3 separate regions of the Homo sapiens genome follow, and all the other regions are linked to region 1. Evidence: chromatin contacts called from ENCODE Hi-C or POLR2A ChIA-PET data. All regions are on one chromosome and are shown on one strand. Each heading gives the region's core, a stretch centred on a gene start or an enhancer-like site at or near the end of the contact. The rest is flanking DNA. Distances are from core to core; before and after follow the strand shown.

Region 1 (3,777 bases), core at 604-3,103:
TATTTTAGAGTTCCCAGAAGGGAATTACCGGACCTTAAGATATGCACGTTTTGAAGATATTGGATACAACTGGTCTCCAGAAGTGGGAAGACCATTTTTGCTCCTTTTAATAGTGGTGTCTGGTGTCTCTTTCCTCAGATATTCAGTAATGGATATGTCATGCTTTTTCATTTTGCCCTTCTGATAGGTGGAAAATGACGTAACATCCTTAATTTAAGTTACATTTTTTGGATGCCATTGTGAATTTTTTTTCCCCTATAGCTATTGCCTATTTGCATACCCTCTGAAGTTGCCCGTTCTTGAAGGACACTGATAATGTTCTCCTCCCCTGCCCTTTCCTTTTTGTTGCCAGAATAACCTAATCTAAACCAGAAACTCCATCTTTTCTTCCCCAGGGCTCCTATAGACCCATAGGCGGCTAGAGTGTACCTGTGAGCCTCTGGGGAGATGTCTCACCGCCAGAGAGCTGTCCCCAACTCAGGACCTCACCTGCCTGTGCGTGCGAAATTACACCTGAGATGGAGTGGCTGTGTCCAGCTAACAAAGCCGTTTGGGGAGGGGATTTCAAGCATGGCTATTCCTTGTTCACTTTAATAAAACATGGCATGAATTCAGGCAAAGGGACTTACTCCTTACTCCCTCACCTCAGATTTTTCTGTGTTTTGCTGTTGGTATAACTTGTCCTGTGTTGCTAAGTTTTAAACATATCTATATTTTGTTTAAAACACTAACCATGGCTTTGTTTGAGTGGCTTATTTTTATGTCCTAAGGAGTTGACCTAGACAGGGAACAGTTAGTCATATTCTGTTTCAGGCCAATGCCTCTGAGCCCCTTCCCTTCTCGTTTTTCTCTGTCTGAAATGATGCTCTTGGCTGGCCCCATTTTGCTGTTTGTCCAAACGGGCGCCCCTCAGCAATGGGCAACTTTCTCCATTTTGGTGTCTTATCTAAGACCTTGCCCACTGGCTTAAAGAGTTGGCTTGGGTTCCGTCACAGTGATGAGTTGCCTGTCCCGCCGTCTGTAGTCGGGAGGGCTTTTTCCGTGATGAGAATGAGCTGCAAACTCAGGCAAACACTGATCAGGAGAGACATGAAACCCAACCTGGCCCAGTCGGCTTAAAAATAGTCCAGTCATTTCACCCCTGGAATTTTCTCTTGCTTATGTGGGTGGACAATTCTCTTGGAACACCACCAAGATCATGAGGAGGAGAAAACAGAGCAGGCACCAACCACATGAATCCAACCCAGGCTGACCCCGTAGCCGGTGGTGCATTGGCCCTCACAGGTTTGCACCCTGCATGCAGGGCCCTTTCTCCCCCACGAGAGGGCGCTCTCGTCACTCTTAAAGCAATCGTACTGGGGAACACTCAGGTTGTTTCTTAGTGAAGTCCCCGAAGAGCACTGCATTTAAGCTGCTACTTTGTGTCTCAGCTTCTACTTTCAAGGTTTGTTATGAATGTAAAGACATTCTCCAACTCAAGCAAGTGTGGGCAATATTAGTGTCTGGAAACGCCTGTTGCAAATGAAGCACAGCCACTGCTTGTTTGTGTTTCGTTAGTGAAACGTGATTGTAACCCAGGGTTTTTGACGCTCACAGAAGCATCCGCCTTGGTAATGCTGTACATCCAGGCTGCTCTTCTTTGTCCCTAACCTGGTTGCAATGTGGCCGTAGCATGCTTGTGTTGACATCTGACAGGAGATGAGGACTTGACTTCCTGGGCTGATCTTGCTTATTTTGGGGAGAGCAGGAGTGCCCGTGGTTAGTGTGGATCAGCCTGACAGGAGATTTTCTATTGAGGGAGGATTTAAGACTGCATGCAGGCAAGGGAAATACAAGCCATATTTCACCAGCTCAATACACCAGGGAGCGCTACCATTTAACGAAAACCACCATTCTGACTTCCGGGTTTTTAGGTCATCTGGCAGCCACTGGGTGGGGTCAGTTTCTTGGCCCTTGATTAGAAGTTCCTTCTGATTACAAAACACCTCTTGATTGAAATCTTTGCATTTTCTTTGCATTTGCATTTCCACCAATCTTTTTATTTTTTATTTTTTTTGCCTTGGAGGATGTGTGTATGTGAGGGTGACCTTCTCTTTATTTGTGGGAATCGGGGAGTGCCCTCCTCCCTACAAAGTCACTATAAAGCTACGGGCTTTGCTGCCCTTGGTACAGGGTCTAGAAGTGGTTGTTGGGTGGTGACCAGCACAGTGACAGTTTATTTCCTGGACCTTTGAACCTAAATTCCCACAGGAAGAACATAAAGGACTCAGCAAATCTTGCCCCCCGACCCCCGTCTCCTCCATGCGCCTACACTGGAGCCATGAGTACTACTGCTACCGTCACTACAGCCAAATTATTATAGAGAATTACTATGTGCCAGGCATGGGTAATTTTTGGTTGTTTTAATCAACTTTGTTTCAAACAGCTTTAGATTTGCAGAAAAACTATGAATATAGCAAGAGTTCCCCCACTTTCTCCTTTTTTTATTTATTTTATTTTATTTTTTTGAGACGGAGTCTCTGTCGTCCAGGCTGGAGTGCGGTGGCGCAATCTCGGCTCACTGCAAGCTCCGCCTCCCGGGTTCATGCCATTCTCCTGCCTCAGCCTCCCGAATAGCTGGGACGACAGGCGCCCGCCACTACGCCTGGCTAATTTTTTTTTTTTTTTAATATTTTTAGTAGAGACAGGGTTTCACCGTGTTAGCTAGGATGGTCTCGATCTCCTGACCTCGTGATCCACCTGCCTTGGCCTCCCAAAGTGCTGGGATTACAGGTGTGAGCCACCGCGCCCGGCCTCCTATTTTTAACATATAGTTTCTCCTGTTGTTGTTGTTTTAATCATATTAGCATAACACATTTGTTACAATTAGTGAAGGAATATTGATACATTATTATTAACTGAAGCCAATACTTTATTCGGATTTCCTTTATTTTGACCTAGTGTCCTTTTTCTGCTCCGGGAGCCTACCCAGGATACCGCCTTACCTTAGTTGTCATGTCTTCTTAAGATCCTGCTGGCGGTAGTGGTTTCTCAGACTTTAAACTTGTTTTTAATGACCTTGACAGTTTTGAGGAGTACTGCTCAGGAGTTTAGTAGAAGGTTCCTCTTTTGGAATTTGTCTAAGGTTTTCTAATAATTAGACTGGGGTTATGGGTTTTTGAGAGGAAGAAGGCAGAGAGAAAATGCCATTCTTATCACATCATATTCAGGGTACATATTATTAACATGATTTAACGTTGTAGATGTTGAACGTCATCACCTCGCTGAGACGGTGTTTGTCAGGTTTCTTCTCGTAAAGTTACTGTCCCCTCTCCTTTTTTTATACTGTACTATCACAAGAAAGTGACCACGTGTAGTCCACACTTAAGGAGGGGGAGTTATATTCCACCCTCAGAGAGCACAGTACCTATAAACATTTTTGAAATTTCTCTGCACAGAAAATTTCTCTCTTCTTCCCCATTTATTTACGTATTCAATTGTTTATTTCTATCAATATGGACTCATAGAGATTTATTCCATACTTTGAGTTATAATCAAATAGTATACTACTAGATTTTGTTTGGTTTTTTTTTTGCCTCTGGGAGCTGTTTCACGTGACTCCTGTGTCCCTTTGACACACCCCCATCATTGCGGGTTTTTGTTTTTGAGGTGTTTCTTTCTTGCTTTCTTTGTGGCACTCACTACAAGATACTCCAGGATTATCTTGTACATCTTCTGCCCTAGTCCTTGAATCAGTCATTTCTCCAAAAAGCCCTGGCCTTTTTTTTGAGACGGAGT
Region 2 (3,777 bases), core at 549-3,048, 110 kb after region 1:
GTTTTCTTCAGAGTCTATCTGAAAATGAAATACAGATTTTTTTGATAAATATATTTTCATACTGAGGTTGAATAAGAATCTGATCTTTATGATTCTTAGACTTGAAAAAATATATATTTTCTGAAGGAAGTAGACTGTTATCTTCATTATCACCTCCGTAAAATTGCAAATGGTCAAAACCATAAAAAATGGCTTTGCTCTATGTGTAATAGGCAAATGAAGGGAATTCATGGCAACTGAAACCCTTGCTTTAAAGTCAGCTCTTTGTGAATGGAAAGCAGCTGATATTCTGTAAATCCTCCCCAGATAGGGTTTCTTACAGAAATACTGGCAGACTCTCTAATGACTGTGACTGCTTTGATATGAGGATGTGGTCAATATCTCAAGAAAAAAGACTGCAACTTTCTACCTTCTGCAGTATAGAGAAGAGAAAAGGAAGTATATGATGTTCTCACATCCATCTAACTGAGCAACCAAAATGCTTTATAATTTTTTAATTGATTTGTCTGGAAAGAGTCCGTTCCCTATAGGACTCACAGATCTCCATTTATGTAGGGAAGAAAATTGTAGTCCTATCCCCATGGCTGCTTGAAATTCCATTATTGATGTGATGAGCTCTTTGTTCCTCATTTTGATACAGATAAGATATTGAACTGAAGAAAATGCACAAAATATATCTTTCTCCACTAATAAACCGAGAAGTGGTAGTGGTGCCGTTTGTTAATTTGGGATTTATTTTGCTTTGCCAAATGGATTTGCCATTAATTTCACTAAGGCCACACAAAACTCTACATCAGTGACATGCAGAAATAGAGGTGAGATTGTCCAGTAAGTAGTTGCCAGAATTTGTCTTGATGATGCTTGATGCAGATTTAAGAGAGAGAAAGCAGATGCAGTGTGTTTCACTGGGGTGCCAGAGCCAGGGGGACTGAGACTGCCACAATGTGTGGGACCTTTCCTTTCTGAGCACAGCCTGGTGGCAGTCAGCCTTTCCCTCCAGCCCCCACACAAAACAAGTCGGTCAAGCCATGCACGAGTGATCTTGATTTGAAGAGAGAGAAAGAAATTTGATCCCCAAGTCTCAGAGCTGAGGTACTTATGCACTGAACTCCAAGAGGCATTTCATTTCTAACTAGCTTAGAATTTCCCACAGTTTGACAGCAACCCAAATAAAGAAAATACTTGAGGAAGCAAAGTAGATGTGCTGGAAGTTGAGGGCATTACCTGATGGCTGAATGAATTTGACAGGCTTTTCTCCTGTTGTTTTGACACAATTGTATTTTCCTCTACACCGCTGATGGAGTGCTCTGCCTAACCACGATGTACCCACCTTCCGTGGCTCAGCTGAGGGCCACTTTGTCAAATATCTCCATCTTACTCATTCCTCGCCGTGGCCCTCTCCCACCAGGGACCTCCCAGATCACTCTGTCACCCCCAAGACTACACATTTCGGCACTTTATGCCGCCTTGTCTTACCCTTTTTTTCATGTTTTATTGCTGCATGGCATTTAATGTTATTACTACAGCAAAACTGTATTTCCCTAGAGGGAGGGAATTTGACTTGTTCTGGTCTCAAACTCTAAACTCCGGTCAGTTGTGAAGAAGCCTGGAACCAAATTTGCAGCCCATCTCCAGGAAAGTGTATATAATTGTGTGGTGGATACTGTGGGTCATGACCCTACTCACGGCTCTATCTAATTGTTTCTTCTCCCTCTTCCCCCTTCCTCCTTGTTGTCAGTCTTTTCTAAGTTTCTTTCAATCCTTTTAGGGATTGTATGGAGTATAAATAACCTTCCATATGCTAAGCCAGAAGTTACCAACATGGGTGTTTCCTGACGCCAGGCAAGTAATGTAATATAATGACTCAGCCAAGGGAAGAGGGCAGGGCTTATCTCTGCACAGCTGCAGTCACTTGTGGCCATGCTGGAATGAGGGCCCTTTGTTGCCAAATTTTCAGATTTTTCAAGAGAAGTTAGAAATACAGAGTCTTAGGCAAACTTCACAATATTTAAACATAGACAGCTAAAGTATGGGAATATCCTTGGTGATTCCCCTAACCTGGAAAACATATTTGGGTGCCATATTCAGTTTGTGCACCACCGGTTTGCACAACCTGCTTTAAAGTTTCATTTGGTAGGTATCCAGTTATAATGGAACTGACTCTCCTACTGTGGCTTTCTTAGTATAAGGCCACATGCCATGTGCTGATCAGCAAACGCTGTTGAAGGATTTTGAAAAGACTGGAAAAAAGAAAACTGGTTGTCTAGTTATCTGAAGACCCTGGGCTGTGTCACATCCACTATGAATACACCCTCCAAAATCTGAGACCTTGTTAATGAGCCCTGTCTTCTCTCCCAGATTCTAACTGCTCTTCAGCGTTGTGACTTAGAGGGGATGCCGTAATGCATGTGTGCCTGGAACCCAGGGAGGCAGAGGTCCTCTTTTTCACCCTAATGTGAAGCATGAAGTTAGAATCATCTCTGTGCTCCCTAATAGAGCCTCATGCAGAGCTGTTATCATTCTGGATAAGGGATTCATGGGCATTTGCATCCATACCCCCCAAATAGTGGTTCCTGAGAAAATTTCTCTGACATGCTGAGAAAAAATAAAGAATTCATAAAGTTGAAATTATTGAACTTATTTTGATATTAATGTACTTTTTTACTCTGGTTGTCCCAAAATATCTCATTGGGTATATTTACTTGACAAAATGAAAAGTTGGCAACTGGCCAGGCACGGTGGCTCACATCTGTAATCCTAGCACTTTGGGAGGCCAAAGCTGGTGGATCCCCTGAGGTCAGGAGTTCAAGACCAGCTTGGCCAACATGGTGAAATCCCGACTCTGCTAAAAGTATAAAAATAAGCCAGGCATGGTGGCAGGTGCCTGTAATCCCAGCTACTCAGGACGCTGAGGCAGGAGAATTGCTTGAACCTGGGAGGCGGAGGTTGCAGTGAGCCGAGATCGCACCACTGCACTCCAGCCTAGGTGACAAGAGTGAAACTCTGTCTCAAAAAAAAAAAAAAAAAAAAAAAAAAGTTGGCAACCTTAGAACAGTTCCTGTCATCTCTCTTTATTGTTTCATTTCTAAAAGAGTTTCATTTGGTTGCTACCCAGTTATAATGAAACTGAAATCCACAGTGGTCTGTGAAATCCAAGTCTGTGGCCAGATTTGAGCCACACCCTCAGTTAATGACAGGGCCGGGAGAGGGAGGGAAGGGTGGAAATGACCAGGAACACCAGGTACAGATAGAAAATGTCCATCCTCAGTAAGACGGGTCACCTCTGTGAGGGGTACGTGTCCTCATTCAGTCCATACTCAAAAGAGATGTATCCAAAAGCTGTTGTAAGCAGCTCAGGTTTTGGGGGCAGGGGCTGACCTTTTCTAGTCTTTGAAAGATAATGTATTACTCTTGAGAAATGTAGAATTTTATTGTCAGTGTGCTTGAATTCAGCAAACAGACCCGGAGATGAACCCAAGGGACAACGGGCTCAAAGAACATAGATGATACCATGGAACTTTGACCTATTTCATATGAGCATTCCTGGGCCTGCATTTGGGACTGGCTGCCTTGTTTGTTTTATAAATTGATCCTCATATTGATTCCTTACTTGATGGCTGTGGAAAAGAAGTCTCCTTCTTGTTTGAACTCATGTCTTTGTGAGCTGCCTTTATGCTTATTACATAAAAGTCTCCCTGATTCTTGTTGATTTGGCAAGAGACTTCCTTGCTGAGAATTTTGCGGGCTGTGGTATGGGTGTAAAGTGGTTTGCTGTAA
Region 3 (3,777 bases), core at 884-3,383, 65 kb after region 1:
AACACAACTTCTTCTTATTATTATTATTTCAATAGGATTTGGGAGAACCAGTGGTGTTTGGTTACATGAATATCTTCTTTAGTAGTGATTTCTGAGATTTTAGTGCACCCATCACCCAAGCAGTGAACACTGTACCCAATGTGTAGTCTTTTATCCCTCATCCCCATCCCACCCTTTCTCCTGAGTCCCCAAAGTCCATTGTATCATTCTTACGCCTTTGCGTCCTCATAGCTTAGCTCCCACGTATGAGAGAGAACATACGATGTTTGGTTTTCCATTCCTGAATTACTTCACTTAGAATAGTAGTCTCCAGTTCTATCCTGGTTGCTGTGAATGCCATTATGTTATTCCTTTTTATGGCTGAGTAGTATTCTATGGTATATATATACCACATTTTCTTTATCAGCTTGTTGGCGGATGGACATTTGGGTTGGTTTTATATTTTGGCAATTGCAAATTACGCTGCTATAAACATGCGTGTGCAATTTTTTTTTTGTATAATAACTTCTTTTCCTCTAGGTAGATACCCAGGAGTGGAATTGCTGGATCAAATGATAGTTCTACTTTTAGTTCTTTAAGGAATCTCCACACTGTTTTCCATAGTTGTTGTACTAGTTTACATTCCCACCAAGAGTGTAAAAGTGTTCCCTTTTCACCACATCCATGCCAATATTTATTATTTTTTGATTTTTTTGATTATGGCCATTCTGCAAACCCAACTTTGAATAGACTATCAAAGGTTGGGGCTGGATATGGATCTGATTACTCACCCTGGCCCCGGAGGCCACCTTCAGGCAGAGCAGTCCTGCAGCCTTTCCAGAGGAGGCAGCCTCCTGCCCATGTCAAAGACCTTGGAGGCTAGAGTATTTGCCCTTCTGCTCTAATCAAGATCTCCTTGGAAAGAAAGCTCAATCAGCAAATCTTTATTGAGTACCTTCCATCAGATAGATTCTCCAGCCCCAAGCTGGTATGGTGAGGATAACTATATCTACTGTAAAATACCTGACCTAAAGAAACAATGCAACATGTGCATATACAATTTTAAAAGAAAAGCTGTTCACCATTTTCTAAAGGAAAAATTATATCTATAATGTATGTATTCACATGTTTATTTTTATATATCAACATTTATCTGCTTTTTCTTTCCATGCCTCCCCTCTTTCCGTCCTTTCTTTTCCTCCTGGATACATCCATTCCTGCAGCTTAATTCTTATTAGCTAAGGGTTATATTGCAGATGTATGAATTAAGAGCAAAGGCTTTAGAATCTGGCAGATCTATGTTTGAATCCCAGCTCTGCCACTTCACAAAAAGATTGTTCTATTTGTTATTGTTACTGGCACTTTTATTGCCATCATTTGTAGTATAGACAATAATTACTTGTGCTATTTATGTTTATTAGTTATTTACCATATCAGGCACTAAGGGATTTGCATGTATTTTGAATTTAATCCTTGTAACAATTATATAGTGTAGGTAGTATTATCCCCATTTTATGGCTAAGGAAACTGCCTTGAGATTTTAAGTAATATGTTGCCCAAGGTCACATAATAAGTATGTAAAGGAACTGAAACTAGCTTTGTGTTTTGAACCTACGGAGATTCTCTTTATCCTCTGTAAAATGGAGATACTGATTCCTGCCATGGTAGCTAGTTGGGATGATTCAATGATATGGGATATTTCGCATTTGCAGTTTGGTTCCCTGCATATAACATATGCTCACACAGGATATGGCTGTTCCTGCTCTGCTTCTGCTACCTCCTTCAAGGTTGAATAATCTTTCTTTCTTCTCTCTTAGCTATTTCCCAGCCCCTCACTTAAGTTTATAACTATATTCTTTTCATCAACCTAGAAAACCAAATGAAGCCTGAAGTATTGAGAACTCAGGAAATGTTTTTGAGGTCCCATGTGATTCAGTGGCAAAGGCAGAGCAGGTGCAGATGCAAACCTCTGGGCTCTTAGATGTGAACCCTCTGCCTGGTGTTTTATCCTAGCTTGTCTCTGCAGCAAAGCAGGTGCTGGAGTCTGAGGGGGTCCTTGAGGCCAGCTTCCCCTGGGCACAGAAATGTGCTCTCCCTAGAACCATCACATGGCGATTTTCCTGGCGATCAGGGGCCCTAAATGGTGAAAGGGTTTTGGCCATACATCACTAAAAGTGTGTTAGTAAGAGGCATGAGGCCCCTTGGGACTGGATGTGGTGGATGTGTCATATCACATATGAAGTGGCATGATTTGATAGTGTGCCATTTTCTGTCTGTAACTAAATCAAATTCTGTGGTTGAAAAGGACTCATACATAATCTTGGTGTCCTTTAACGCAGTCATAGTTCTTGTGTTAAATAAGTTAGGATTGGAGAGTTGCATTTCTAGACCCGAGGGGAGCGGTTCTGGATCTTGCTCTGGTTTCCTGAGTTGCTGCAGCACCCAACCCTGAGCAATTCCTGTGACTCGTGGTGGTTGTTATAGAGAGGGTACACAGTGGTGAATGAGAAGGAGGCTTATTATTGTTATCTGTAGGCACCACTTTTGCTTGAAAATGTGTAATGGCAAACTCAAAAGTAGAAATACTTATTCCCTATTAATTGTCTTTTTTGTCATAACTTTTTAAAATTTTTTGGGTTCTTTGATTCAAATTTCACAAGATCTCACCTAATATGCTGGTAAATTTCACCAGAAGTATGAAGACAGAATAAACTTTCTTGAATTTTTTTCCCTGCAATGTAACAGTCTGCTTCTAGATGACTTCTTGAAGAATTATCTACCTAATTTGTATTTTTTAGGAGACATCAGAGACAGAAAAAAATTCACATTAAGGAAGATATGTGTATTATATAAGTAAATCCTCTTTGCTTACAGTTCTTTTTTAAAACAAGCATTTTATACAAAGTAAAATAACTTTAGCAGTTTGGTTCATTTTTAAAATATTTCATGCCTGCATGCATGATTAATTGAGACAATCATTCCATTTAACTAATATTTGAGGGCATACTATATGCCAGGAAATGGGGCTACTCAGGCCTTCACAGATCTTGTAATCTATCAACCAATACAAACAAATAATCAGGCCATTATAATTTAGAGGACAGTGTTTTGAGGGCACATGGCAGGATGATCTAATGCTGACTTGGTGGAGGACGCAATGACTTCCTCCTGAATGAAGTAGGGTTTAAGCCAGGTCCTGAAGGAGAGTGAGTGTTAACCTGGTGGAGCTGTTGGGGCAGGCTAGGGGCTTTGGACTAGGGAATAGCTCATGTAAATGCCTGGAGTGGGCAGCCAGCCATGGTGTTATTGTGTTCTTCTTCTTCTCAGAGATATTTACATGGGCAAGAACTTCAGATTATACTTGATTGTGACATTTGCACTTTCAAAAAACATTGCAAAACTGCCTGGTGAAAACCATCCCAGTCTTGACAGGTGCATAGTCTGATATTTCCAAAGGTAACAGTTGTCACATAGGTGGTCCTGCCCTGTTGAGACACAAGCCCGTTAAGCAGTTTATTTTCACCCCATGGCCAGATTGGCTTTGGAGCAATCAATGCAGCCTGGTGCAGCCTGGAGAAGAGATCCTACTGGATAAGGTGGGAAGCCTTTGTAAATCAAAGGTTCTAAGACTGCTCCTACTGGGAAGATAGAAGTGATGGGTGGAATGGATGGATAAGTATAAAGAAATTCTTTGGTTCTAGAACCCTCAATGTAAAAAACATTAGAGGCACACAGGTCATAATCATGTCGCATAATTTGATTAATTTCCTAAGAAACCTTAATACTACAAAGTCATAT

The links. A loop is a pair of places that touch in the nucleus more often than their neighbours do. ChIA-PET counts read pairs that join two places held with the same protein, here RNA polymerase II (POLR2A). Pooled maps may share reads with other maps.
Region 2: a loop to region 1 is called in a map of CD8-positive, alpha-beta T cell, with 2.0 times the contacts of the local background. The contact joins two enhancer-like sites. A Hi-C loop is called at or near these places in 4 of 168 maps with a recorded cell type or tissue (CD8-positive, alpha-beta T cell, heart left ventricle and naive thymus-derived CD4-positive, alpha-beta T cell), 1 of 37 single-sample maps with no recorded cell type and 13 of 50 pooled maps. POLR2A ChIA-PET finds 5 or more read pairs at or near these places in 1 of 52 experiments (activated CD4-positive, alpha-beta T cell).
Region 3: a loop to region 1 is called in a pooled map, with 9 times the contacts of the local background. The contact joins two enhancer-like sites. A Hi-C loop is called at or near these places in 1 of 168 maps with a recorded cell type or tissue (heart left ventricle), 1 of 37 single-sample maps with no recorded cell type and 2 of 50 pooled maps. POLR2A ChIA-PET finds 5 or more read pairs at or near these places in 1 of 52 experiments (OCI-LY7).

The regions. Positions count from the first base shown.
Region 1 is chr1:76,152,983-76,156,759 of GRCh38, forward strand. The region is part of intron 1 of ST6GALNAC3 (ST6 N-acetylgalactosaminide alpha-2,6-sialyltransferase 3); the gene reads left to right. Among named protein-coding and RNA genes, the nearest start is that of ST6GALNAC3, 80 kb to the left of the region's middle. RefSeq lists a silencer at 1,299-1,408. Within about 2 kb of position 1,854, at least 19 of the 41 ENCODE cell types and tissues checked have a DNase peak (open chromatin) inside an H3K27ac peak, as active enhancers do; they include CD8-positive, alpha-beta T cell and OCI-LY7, where a contact is called at or near this core.
Region 2 is chr1:76,267,498-76,271,274 of GRCh38, forward strand. The region is part of intron 1 of ST6GALNAC3 (ST6 N-acetylgalactosaminide alpha-2,6-sialyltransferase 3); the gene reads left to right. Among named protein-coding and RNA genes, the nearest start is that of ST6GALNAC3, 190 kb to the left of the region's middle. Within about 2 kb of position 1,799, at least 3 of the 41 ENCODE cell types and tissues checked have a DNase peak (open chromatin) inside an H3K27ac peak, as active enhancers do; they include CD8-positive, alpha-beta T cell, where a contact is called at or near this core.
Region 3 is chr1:76,217,503-76,221,279 of GRCh38, forward strand. The region is part of intron 1 of ST6GALNAC3 (ST6 N-acetylgalactosaminide alpha-2,6-sialyltransferase 3); the gene reads left to right. Among named protein-coding and RNA genes, the nearest start is that of ST6GALNAC3, 140 kb to the left of the region's middle. Within about 2 kb of position 2,134, at least 2 of the 41 ENCODE cell types and tissues checked have a DNase peak (open chromatin) inside an H3K27ac peak, as active enhancers do; they include OCI-LY7, where a contact is called at or near this core.